2 separate regions of the Homo sapiens genome follow, and region 2 is linked to region 1. A link is a contact called in ENCODE Hi-C or POLR2A ChIA-PET data. All regions are on one chromosome and are shown on one strand. Each heading gives the region's core, a stretch centred on a gene start or an enhancer-like site at or near the end of the contact. The rest is flanking DNA. Distances are from core to core; before and after follow the strand shown. Region 1 has its middle 36 kb from the start of LINC02408. Region 2 overlaps LOC124902957 (a long non-coding RNA gene).

What was found. Hi-C counts contacts between places; a loop is a spot of excess contacts on that map. ChIA-PET counts read pairs that join two places held with the same protein, here RNA polymerase II (POLR2A). Pooled maps may share reads with other maps.
Region 2: a map of PC-9 shows a loop between it and region 1 (9-fold over the local background). The contact joins two enhancer-like sites. A Hi-C loop is called at or near these places in 1 of 168 maps with a recorded cell type or tissue (PC-9) and 6 of 50 pooled maps. POLR2A ChIA-PET finds 5 or more read pairs at or near these places in 2 of 52 experiments (CD4-positive, alpha-beta T cell and CD8-positive, alpha-beta T cell).

Annotation. Positions count from the first base shown.
Region 1 is chr12:67,481,235-67,487,333 of GRCh38, forward strand. No RefSeq gene overlaps it. Among named protein-coding and RNA genes, the nearest start is that of LINC02408, 36 kb to the right of the region's middle. RefSeq lists enhancers at 2,561-2,610, 3,171-3,220, 3,441-3,620. Within about 2 kb of position 2,262, at least 10 of the 41 ENCODE cell types and tissues checked have a DNase peak (open chromatin) inside an H3K27ac peak, as active enhancers do.
Region 2 is chr12:67,352,155-67,358,253 of GRCh38, forward strand. It overlaps LOC124902957 (a long non-coding RNA gene), which reads left to right. Exons shown (of 2, transcript XR_007063354.1): 2 at 1-526. Among named protein-coding and RNA genes, the nearest start is that of CAND1, 86 kb to the left of the region's middle. Within about 2 kb of position 3,922, at least 2 of the 41 ENCODE cell types and tissues checked have a DNase peak (open chromatin) inside an H3K27ac peak, as active enhancers do.

The DNA of each region.
Region 1 (6,099 bases), core at 1,012-3,511:
ATAAGAGCATGAATGGGTACAACATTTCTGGGGTCCCATTTGACGATATGTATTAAAAGCTTACACACCCTATGACCCAGAAATTTCACTTACAGACATTTATTTGAAGGAAATAATCAGAAGACTATGCAAAAATCGGGCTGCAAGGATTTTTCACATAGTCTGCATATTTAAAACATACATGTGTATATAAGAACAAAAGAAAGAATCTAAATGTCTGAAGGAAAGATTGGTTAACTTTATTATAATCAGCTGTAAAATAGAATTATACAGTCCTTCAAAATGAGAATTTTATCCATTCAATCTTATTTATTACCTGATTTTATATTTACTGCTTTCTTTCACTAAAAACAAGGGCAGGAACTCGTTCTTTAACTGCTGTGCTCTGGAGGACTGAATGTATGGCATGATACAAACCATATTTTTCAAATAACATAACAACATGTGAATCATCTACAATTTAAAAAGAAACAATATCAAGATAGAAAAATTGTGGAGAGTAAGATGCAAAAGTAAAAGGGATTAGAAGGAAACACATCAAAATATTTATACAGATTATCTCTGGACGTTGAGATTGAAGATGATTTAATATTTTTTCATGGTATGTTTTACAGTTCCCAAATTCACCATAATGACCATTAATTTCACAGTTTGAAAATATTTAATGAATAAATACAATTTTAAAAGAAGAGTAATAGTGCCTTCTGTCAAAATCACAACTTTTTCTCCTGCACTTTTAGTAGGGGCTACTCAAAGTGAGATCTATGGACCAATGGAACCTTGGAACTTGGGTGAAATACAGAATCACAACCCACTATTAAGTCAGAATTTGAATTTTATCAAGATGCCTAGATAATTCATTTATACATTAACATTTGAGAATGTTTTAGGTTATTTGCAACTGATCATGTCATAACTGTATTGAGTTTGCTAATTACTATCAAGATGTAGTATTCAGCATTCTGTACAAATGAGTTAATATAATTTTAAATATCTTTGTGGCATTGAAATAACTTCCACACAATTTCAGTAAACTGCCTCATCATTTGGATGCAAATAATTCAGAAACACTAGGGTGAAACCTGCCCTGATATTTGCCTGTGCCCTAGCCCTTGCTGCTGGCTGTTTTAACCTCTGATTCAGTGGCTGTGAAGACACCCTGCCCTGTTTCCCTCACCCCACTGCCTCCATTAACTCATCCTTGCATTAACTACCAATGTTGCTTTTGCTCACCTGCTCATCACGTGGATCTGCTCATCCACGTGGATCCACGTGGATCCTGTTCCATATAGTCAAATACACTGTCACTTCTGAGATTACTCAGAGATTTTTAAAAGCCTATTGATCACTTGGTGTTAGGTAGACAACAGTTGCTTTTCAGAGCAAAAAAATTTTCAGAGATTTATTTATTTCAATTATTGAACATTTGCCAGATAATTGATTCATAGGACAGTCCATGACCTTGAAGACCTCTTAATAAAATGGCAAGGGTGAGAGGGATGGGAGGCAGGCAACGTGTAGAAATATCACACAGTGAGCAGATGGGATATGTGCCTTTGACAAAACACAAGAAGGGAGCAATCATAGTGCCCAGGGAAAGCCAGGAAGGATTTGGGGAGAAGTGAAATTCTTCTGTCACCTTCTAACTCCTACTCAGATGAAGTTACTGCCATAGCAGATACATCTGTAGGCTGTACACATATCACTTTTGTCATCTTCCCTGGCAGACTGATAGTTCAATGATGGCACAGAGCACATCTCTCAGGCTCACAAAGGGAGTGCTTAATCTATCTATATTCGTTCAGTGAAGGGATCTGATCTGAATCTTAGAGAGAGAGTTGGACTTGGCCTTGAGGATGGGTGGATGTTCCTTGGGGCAGAGGATGTAGCCTGCACCAAGGCAAGAGGAATAGAACACCACAGTGTGCTTTAATTGGCATCAGCACACCGTCTCCAAACTGCCTATCAGTGGATCAGGGAGATATTTCCATTTTGAAAAGGCCTGTCTGCCAAACTTGGGGGCTACAGAGAATAAAACCTTTTGACCAGCTACCGGTGACAGATTTAAAGTTAAACCACCAGCCACAGGCACATATCAGAATATGGTTCCCCCTTTCAAAGGAAGGGCTGTGATTATGCAAGCCTGCCCAGGAATCCCCAGCCTGTGCTTTATTTATGGCTGGCCCCTTCAAAGCAGAGTGCAAACGTGCTCGGAATGAGCAGGCAGGCAGCACAGCTTTGCAGCCTGGGTACCTAGAGCTTCTAGAAAAGGAAGCAGAGTTGGAGGGCTGCCAAGCCAGTAAGCTGTCTGCAGCATGACCAGGAAGAGGAGAAGCTTGGCTTTTTTGTCTTCAGTGCCTCCTCATCATTTTCTCAATATCCTGTAGCATTTGAACAGGCTGCTGTTGGTTTTCGGCAGGGTGATGTGCATGGTGACATTTGTATTAGTGGCTTCCTGATGACTGCCTTTTGTTTACCAAACCATAACAAAAGGTGGAGCTACTCCAGAAAATTGAAAGTCTATGGGTACCAAGGGCAAAAACCCCATCAAATTTGGGATGCGTGTCCTTTGGCTGCTGGAAAGGGGCCTGTAACATAGCCCTTGGTCACCCACTTGCCCTGTGCTTGGGGCACTGTGCAGGTTTGGCTGGCAGAAGGGCTCTCCCTGTCAGTAAATACTGTGCTATAGGACACAGAAGCTGGAGGTGAGCAGGCCAAAGGGATGCCTGGAGGATCCTGAAATGCTGGTTTTAGAAACCTGCTTCTTAGTGAAGGTAGCCACTCCCTGGGGCTGTATCACCCTGCCCTGCAGCTCTTGAGGCATTGCCGGGCATGCACTCCATGTCACCCGAGAGAAGTTACACCTTCAGGTTCAGTAGAGGCCACTGCCCCAGAAGAAGGGTGTGGAAAGAATATTTGAGATGTGAGACTCTGAGCTGAACTCAGTATGACCTTGCATAGCCGTTTGCTTCAGTCCCAAACCAGCTTCCTTTAACCTCTAGTGAAAATGTTTCCCACATGTGTCAAGTAAGGCTTATCAGCAAAATCTGATGGGACTAAGATGTATAGGAACCAAGGTAGGGAGGAAGAACTTTCTCAATGACTCTTCACCCAGAGCAGAAACTACCTTTTCTCATTTCTCTTTAGTACACTGGAGTGGTTTGACTGTTCAAATATTTTTGGAGCTTGGCTCCAAAAATGCAGTCCCTGACCACAGGGAGCTGAATACAAAGGCTCCCTCTTAGAGAACATGTTTTATGTCCTCCTGAATGCTTTCACATATCTATAGTCCCCATGAAAAGACACAGCCCATCTTGTGAGGTGCCTGAGGTCCATGCTAGTTTCCTTTGATGCATGCAGACATGAAGGAAGCTAACAAGGGTCTTCCGTGCAAGGGACCCAGGACTCTGGACTCTGGGGCCTACTGCAGCACCATGGACACTTGTCTTCACCCCTTCATCACAGGCCTGCAATGGTACTGTCTCTGGTGGAGGAATAGACAGCCTAGTTTGGCAAATTTACTTTCTTCTACCTCTGAGACTTGTAACTCAGGCTTTTTGTGAGATCTTCAGTGCAATATCTTTCTTGGTTTAGTCTAAATATAGTTTTCAGTAGGCAGGAGAATAATGCTTAGAAAGCATACAACTTGCTGATGTCAGGGGGAGAGAGATCTATTTCTATTATATCAGGGCTCCCCAACCCCCGGGCCACAGACCTGTACTGGTCCATGGCCTGTTAGAAACCTGGCCATACAGCAGGAAGTGAGCAGCAGGTGAGCAAGCATTACTGCCTGAGTTTCCTGTCAGATCAGCAGCAGCATTAGATTCTCATAGGCATGCAAACCCTGTTGTGAACTATGCATGTGAGGGATCTAGGTTGCATGCTCCTTTTGAGAATCTAATAAGGCCTGATGATCTGAGGTGGAACAGTTTTACCCCAAAACCACCAACCTCCTTGATCTGTGGAAAAACTGTCTCCCATGAAACTGGTCCCTGGTGCCAAAAAAGATCGCGGGCCACTGTATCATGCCATATAATTCAGCTTTTATATGACTCATATTTGTTTATTCAACTGTCATTGTCCTAATTCTCATCTGCATACTGCCTGAAGTAGTTAATCTTTGGGTCTACAATAGCTGCCTTCTTGGCAATTCTGCCAACATATTCCTCGAATAATCCTATATTCACCAGCCTCCAGTGGAAGACATCAAGGCTCTGAACAGAGCTCCAGAAAAAGGAAATGTCTGCATTCTAGGAAGGGCATACTTCAAGAGGGGCTACTTTTCCTAATTTGCACAAAAGCCCCCAGAGGGCTAATGATGTCTCTGGGAGAAACAGAACTCTGGCAGGTTATTTAGATACATTATCCCTTTTTTTCTGAGCATGGAGTTTTGGGAAGGCCATTCTCTCCCCAAGCCTTTGCCACTTTTAACTATTAAAAGATTGTAAACATTCCAGGCCGGGCACAGTGACTCATGCCTGTAATCCCAGCACTTTGGGAGACTGAGGCAGGAGGATCATCTGAGGCCAGGAGTTTGAGACCAACCTGGCCAACATGGCCAGTTCTCTACTAAAAATACAAAAAATTAGCCAGGCGTGGTGGCAGGTGCCTGTAATCTCAGCAACTCGGAAGGCTAAGGCAGGAGAATAGCTTGAACCCGGGAGGCAGAGGTATATATATATGTACATATATGTACTTATATTAGTACTTGTATATGTACTAGTATATATATAAAATAAGCATTCCAAACAGTTTTGAAAAAATTCAGTAATTCTACTTATTCTTGTGTATTCTGTAGTTCCTGTTCATATATAATTTATAAATCATATCAGAATGTGCTCTCAATTTTCTATGCTACCTTTTTTGCTGAAACTTATGCCATAAACACTTCACATTTCTAGTGGTTTCTGTTTTTCATAAGAATTGTGATAGTGCATAACTTCCTCTGAGGAAATGGATGACAACTCGTTTAATTATTCCTGTATTCCTGGACTTTTGATGTTGCTTGTGGTGTTTTGCCTTCATAGATAGCACATCCGTGAGCATCTCTGTGTCCACAGCTGCCCTTCTTTTGTACAGCTGGCCCTTGAACAACACGGATTTGAACTGCACAGGTTCACTTATTTGTGAATTTTCTTCAGTTTCCGGCACCCTAGACAGCAAAACCTCCTGCTCTTCTTCCTCCTCAGCCTACTTAATCTGAAGAAGACAGGGATGAAAAGCTTTATGATGATCCACTTCTACTTAAGGAATAGTAAATATATTTTCTCAACAGCATTTACTTGCTAGCTTACTGTATTGTAAGGATACAGTATATACTACTCATAGCATAAAAATATGTACTAATTAACTGTTTATATTATTGGTAAGACTTCCAATCAACAGTGTGCTATTAGTAGTTAAGTTTTTGAGGAGTCAAGAGTTATACGTTGGAGAGCTGGTGAAGATGGTGGACTAGAAGCAGCTACTGTGCCCTGCTCTCATGGAGAGAAATAGAAGGGGCAAATCAATACAACACCTTCATGAAACACTCCTGTACCTGCATTGGGATTCATCAAGAAAACAACTTGACCCATGGAGAATGGAGAAGAGTAAGGCAGGACAATCGCCCACCCAGGAGTGATGTGGAGCCAGGGGAATCTCCCCTGCCCAGGGAAGCAGTGATTGAGTGAGCGACTCCAGGGACCCAGGCTTCTCCCATGGATCTTTTCAATCCTCAGGTCACTCCACCAGGGCCTTCAGTCTGATACAGAGAGCTATGTAGAGTCTTGTCAGAGAAACTACTCAGGCACACTCAAACTTCCAGGGGCTTTAGATACCCACACTTCCCAGCAAAAGCAGCTGCAACTCTGGCAAAGTGGGAGGTTAGACCTCTACATATATCCCTAGGAAAGGGGCTGAATCCAGGGTGCTGAGCAGTGATGGTGTACAGGCCCTGCTTCCACAGATCCTGCTTCCACAGCACCTCACATGATAAGACCCACTGGCTTGGAACTCCAGCCAGCCGCAAGTAGCAATGTTACTCCTCCCCGAAAGGGAACATCCAGAGGGAGGGGTGGCCCACCATCCTTGCTGTTTCACAGTTTTAACCATTGATAC
Region 2 (6,099 bases), core at 2,672-5,171, 130 kb before region 1:
AAAGAAAAAAAAATAAAAGGAAGAAAAACGTTGTCTTTATGACTGTTTGGAGCATTTCACCAAATTTAGGTTTTGTGAAAATGTAGACTTCTCAACTCTATTCCATTCTATTCTGGAACAGAATGCCAATTTATCTGAATAAACGTAGGAGCTCCATCAAAAGACTCTTCAAGTTGAAATATTCCAAAGTGCAATTATAGAATTTCAAAATTAAATCCTGTATCCTGTTTAAATTTGTATTGTTAACATTTGTTCACATCCTTTTTTTTTGTATAGACAAATTTCATTTGCTCTTCTGTAAGTTTTGTTTTCAATAACTTTAATTCTCTAAAAAGTTTTGCAAGCTGAAGGTTTTTGTTCTTCCACTTGTTGAATGCCTTGATTTAAAATTTCAATACTTGTTAATAAAATGTGACCAAAATTTAGAAAACTTGTTTACAAGAGTTGTACGCCACTTGGGTTGACTTGAAAGTAATTTATTTGAAGAATCAAACATTTCAATTAAAGCTTCATGATATGGTTTGGATTTCTTTTCCTGCCCAAATCTCATGTTGAATTGGAGGAGGGGACTGGTGGGAGGTCACTGGATCATGGGGGCAGGTTTCCTTCTTGCTGTTCTCCTGGTAGTGAGTGAGTTCTCATGAGATCTGATCGTTTAAAAGCATGTGGCACCTCCCTCTTCTTTTTCTTTCCTGATTCATCATGGTAAGATGTGCTTGCTTTCCCTTAGTCATCTGCCGTGATTGTAAGTTTCCTGAGGCCTTCTAGCCTCATGCTTCCTGTATAGCCTGTGGAACTGTGAGTCAATTAAACCTCTTTTCTTCATAAATTACCCAGTATCAGGTATAGCAGTGTGAGAACAGACTAATAGACTTCAATTAAAGATTTATTCTTGATAGGTCCAAAACTTTGGCTGATGGGGAAATGGGGCTGTCTAGAACGCCAGATACATGTTACAAGGGGAGGGAGGAAAGTAAGTGAGAGCATGTCTTATTCTTCTTCTGAACTGGTGAGGCAGTCATCTTAGCTGTCCATAGTGCTATGGACCACTGGAAAACAGCCCCTTTCTTAATGTCTTGGCCATCAGGAATGGTCATCCATCTGGCAAACATTTGCAGTTTGCCTACCACGTGTTAGATACAGCCTGGGGTGCTGGGGTTGCAGAGTCAAACTCTTAATCTTTTTTCAGAATGAACCTATGGCAGGTGAGAGGGGAAAACAAACCATTTTACCAGCATATGATGGGCACTGTGATGGAGTTATAAATAGGGTCTTGTAGGAGCATAAAAGCAAGGGGCTGCAGACTGCTTGGATGAGACAAGCGAAGGCAGCTCCTGAGCTGAAGTTTGAAAACAAGTAGGCATTACTCAGACTGTCAAAAGGCAGGCATTGGGCAAAAAAGCAAGAGCATATATGTAGTGTAGTGACTGAGGGTGCCTAGTGTATTTAGGGAAACCTTCAAGTAGCTCTGTATGCTGGAAGTTGAGTTTGTGTTGCAAGTGTGGAAGGTGAGAAATTTGCCTAAAATCAACTGATCAGAGGCTGGTGAACACTACAGGGAAAGGATTGGTGACAATTTAGATACATTTCTGAAACTTTTGAATTTCATAAAAGATGACCTCTCAGTGGCATTTTTTTTTTTTCAAGATGGAGTCTAGCTCTGTGGAGTGCAGTGGCGCGATCTTGGCTCACTGCAACCTCCACCTCCCAGGTTCAAGAGATTCTCCTGCCTCAGCTTCCCAAGTAGCTGGAATTACAGGCACCTGCCACCATGCCCAGCTAATTTTTGTATCTTTAGAAGAGGCGGCATTTCACTGTCTTGGCCAGGCTGGTCTCAAACTTCTGACCTTGTGATCCACCCACCTCGGCCTCCCAAAGTGCTGGGATTACAAGCTTGAGCCACTGTGCCCGGCTGACAATCAATTTTATACCGACAACTCTGTTTACTTTTGTATAATCTTACTGATAGGTTAGAACATGGCTATCTCATTGTGATGACAGATTGCAGGAGACAGTTGCTCAAATGATAGTATCGGTCTATCTTGGTCAAGTGTCTTAGCTATATGAATTTATCATTTAACACTAACAATACAAATGTTCAGCTGGTAAATAGCTCAAAGATCGACAGGAAGGTGTCTAAAACTACAGGAGTGTCCAAGCAAGCAAGGTTTCACAGTGAGGGAGGAAGTGGAATGAAAAGGGGGAGATGGCAGACTTGAAAAGAGCCCAAGAGTTTGGTTGTGGGCCAGTGAAGCATTTCAGTTTTCCGGATAGTTATGAAAACTGAAACTATGACTCCAAATGTGGGTTCAAAGGGAGGGTGGGATGCTGAAATATTGTTTTTGCTTTGTGTAGGCAGAGTTCCTGTCTCAAGAAGAGGTTTGGCAGTAACAAAGTTTAGCTATTCTGCTGGCCATCACTCCGGAAAGTGTTCCCACGAAGTGGCTGACTTAAAAAGTAAGCTTGACTAAGTATCATATCACATGAGCAGCACTGGAAAGAGGCAGAGCTGAGGGAAAGAGGGAAGCTTCTGTGTAGACGTCGACTTTACTCTTTGACCACCATACCTTGCCTTTCAGTTTGTGGGTAGCTTAGGAAACCGAAGTCAGACAACATAATTGGCTTTTGGGGGATAAGAATTGTGTCTTTCGGATGTTTCTCATAGTGCTTTACAGGATATACCCTCAAAAGAAGCTGAAAAAATTTTAAAAAGAAAGTCTGACACATTTCAATGCTGTGTTCAAGCCTTCTGTTTTCCAAAAGAGGCCATCAGGTATCACAGCAAATCACTTTTGTGGATTATAAAAGGAAGGTGACTTGCAGCTCTAAAATCTTAAATTCTCTGCTCCATGTTCTGTGTTTTATAAATAAGCATAATTGGTATTCAGAAAAGAAATCTGCAATCTCAGCCTACTTCAGGATGTTGGTGAGTTGACTAAGCTGTAAAACTCCTTAAAAGTCAGGATGTTTGGGCAGAGGAGGGCAAAATGTCTAGACAGAACAGAAGGTTTAAACTGCCCCTGGTGAAATTTAGTGGGAATTGACTTTAGCAGCTCTTCCTCCTGGGTGAATAGCTTGTGATTTGCGACTGTGAAGTGGTTGGACTGAAATGCTTTCTACTCTGAAGTTGTATGACTTTTTTTTTTCACATAGTGAATAGAGATATTGATGGAAAAGACATAACTATCAAGATAAAAGTGTGTTTTAAAATAATACTTTTAAGTATTCGACTGTATTCCTTTGTCCTTATGCAAACTAAACCTTGAGAAACAAAGACTGGTAAGATCTTGTGGAGAGAAAGTCAAATATTCCAATTCATTTGGCTTTGTTTGTGCCATATGTGTAAATAACTCCAACAAGATAGTCTGAGAAATAAGAGTTCATCTGGGAACATTCTTAGTCTTGTTATTAATGTTTTAAAATCCTTAGAACTCTTTTGCCAAATTCTGAGACTTAAAATGCAAAGATAAGGATGATTATTTTCAGAGCCAAGTGTGGAAATTATTCTTCTAGTATCTCTCTGTGTTCATGCGGTGCTATTGACTCTGGCAAAATGGGATCTCATATCTCTTTACTAATGAGAACTCAAATCTTCCCTGGGGACTGGCAACTTTAAAGGCTCATTACTCATATGTTTGATGTTATCTTTTGCTGGCAAATAACTGACGCTAGAGTCTTGAACATTTGCCTTTTAGGTTTGCTGTTTGCCCAACATTATGCTAATTCATCTGAAATGGAACTGTCAGCGGCTGCAGAATGTCTTTACCTTTCTTGAGAATTGAAGAAATTTATCTTCACTGGAAGCCTTAATACTAAGCACCCTTTTTTTTTTTTTTTTTTTTTTTTGGCGTTCTTGGTCTTTTCTTCCAGGAGGTGGCGATAGAACATCATAAATATCAAGGTACAAAATGCATGCGTTTTTGCCCCTCAAAGCCTCCCATTGTGGAGCTTATGACCAGCGTGAGTTACTATTCAAGATTTGAGCCTTGGGTGAGCTCTTTTATTGTAATATTTGACTTCCAAGTCATATCTGAAGAGAGAGCAGAAGTACTTTCAACTCCACTGATCACTTGTTTTTCCACTTAGCTTCTCATTTTCTGAGTTTGTGCTGTTGAGTGCAGGAAATGTTAAATAGGTTGGCCTTCAGTTGAAAGATACTGAGATTTACTAGCGCTGTTGTAGATTGGGCTTTTGAACCTAGAATTATTGCTTTTGGTGTAAACCAACATGACTGCCATGCTGTTTCCTAGACATATGAGGATACTACAGGCTCTATTAGAGACTAATTTTTAAAATAGCCCCTGATATTCCTCAACTCTTTATATTTAGCATTTTGTACACTATTCTCCAAGTTGGCATTTGGCAGCTTTTCCTCCTCTTAAGGCAAAGTTAAAAAAAAAAAAAAAAAAAAAAAGGGACATTTGCCAAGGAACAATTTCACCACAGGAGCTTGGCTGGGAAACGGGAATTTGGTATCTTGCTTGTGCACCTGCCAGTTGATTTCTGATTTCTGTATTAGGGGAGAGAGAAAGTTATTCTGAGGTTTATCATCAACAGCTGCCTAATCTTAATAGGTTTAGCTATCTTTTAGAGTTATCTAATTTGAAAATATCTGCTGTTTGATTACCTTTAATATTTTCCTTTTTAAAAAATTATACTTTAAGTTCTGGGGTACATGTGCACAACGTGCTGGTTTGTTACATAGGTTTACATGTGCCATGTTGGTTTGTTGCACCCATAAACTCATCATTTACATTAGGTATTTCTCTTAATGCTATCCCTCCCCTGGGCCCCTGAATATTTTCTTAAAACAAAAAGTTCCTGGTTTAGCAAGCAAAACTGGGATAGGTATGCAAAAGAGAATCCAATGGAGAGTTGAGCACAAGCAGCTAGAAGAAGAAAATGAATATACAGAGAAGGGAAGTTTGTAAAACTAAGGGTGGGAACTTTCTATAGGGCAGCACAGAATAGTTTTTTATTCACAGAAACTTTAACTATATTGCAGTACTTCGCAATTGAAAAGTGGAAAAGATAAATGCTTCATTCTAGTGCAGTAGTTTTGTAAGGGTTCTTTTTCTAATATGAAGTTTTTTTTTAACATTAATGTCTTCTAAAGTACATCTAGGTGGTCAATAAGTGCTTATTTGATTCATTCCTAATACAAATATTTTTGAGCTCCTACTGTTCACTGGATCGAAATCCTAATAAGTTTGAGTATGCATTTGCTATCTCAAGACGTTTGCTTTCTAATAGGTGGAGATAGACAGTAAGCAATTATTGGTAAGTAATGCTTTCTAAAACATGTAGGTTTTTCAGATTTTGGTAATCACAGCATGAAAGAAAGTCATCAAGGCCAGTTCTATGCAAGGCTGCAAAGCTAGGAAAGTATCAAAACAGCAGATCTCTGGCTTTAAATTCTAGCTTATGATTCATTAACAGTGTGCCCGTGAGCAAATTGCTTAACCTCTCTCAACTTCAGTTTTTTCATGTAAAATGGTAATAATAGTACTTATTGGTGAGTCTGTTATGGGGATTTAATGAAATAATGTAAGAAAAGCATTCAGCATGGCACTCACTTGAGACTCAATAAGTGGTAGCTACTGTGATCATTTCTGCTTGTCTTGCTTCAGCTGGTTTCCTTCCACTGCCAAGGGCTTGGTTCCTTGTGCTTGCTTGTTGCTGCCATTCTAGAGGAACACTCCTCCTGCCTCTTCAACAATACATGCACGCTGTGATGCTTCCTTTAGGTCTGCCGTCTCCAGGGGAATGGGGTTCTATTTCTAGAACTTACTTCAGGCTCCTGATCTCTGCCTGATCCAGTTAGATAACTGAATAGACTAGCCTGTGCCAAAGAGGTCAGCGCTAACCTTCACCCTTTGTTATTTTTGAGACAGAGTCTCGCTCTGTTGCCTAGGCTGGAGTGCAATGGCACGATCTTGGCTCACTGCAAGCTCTGCCTCCAGGGTTCAGGTCATTCTTCTGCCTCAGCTTCCCAAGTAGCTGGGACTACAGGTGCTCGCCACCACGCCTGGCTAATTTTTGTATTTTTAGTAAGAAAGGGGTTTCACCGTGTTAGCCAGGATGGTCTTGATCTCCTGA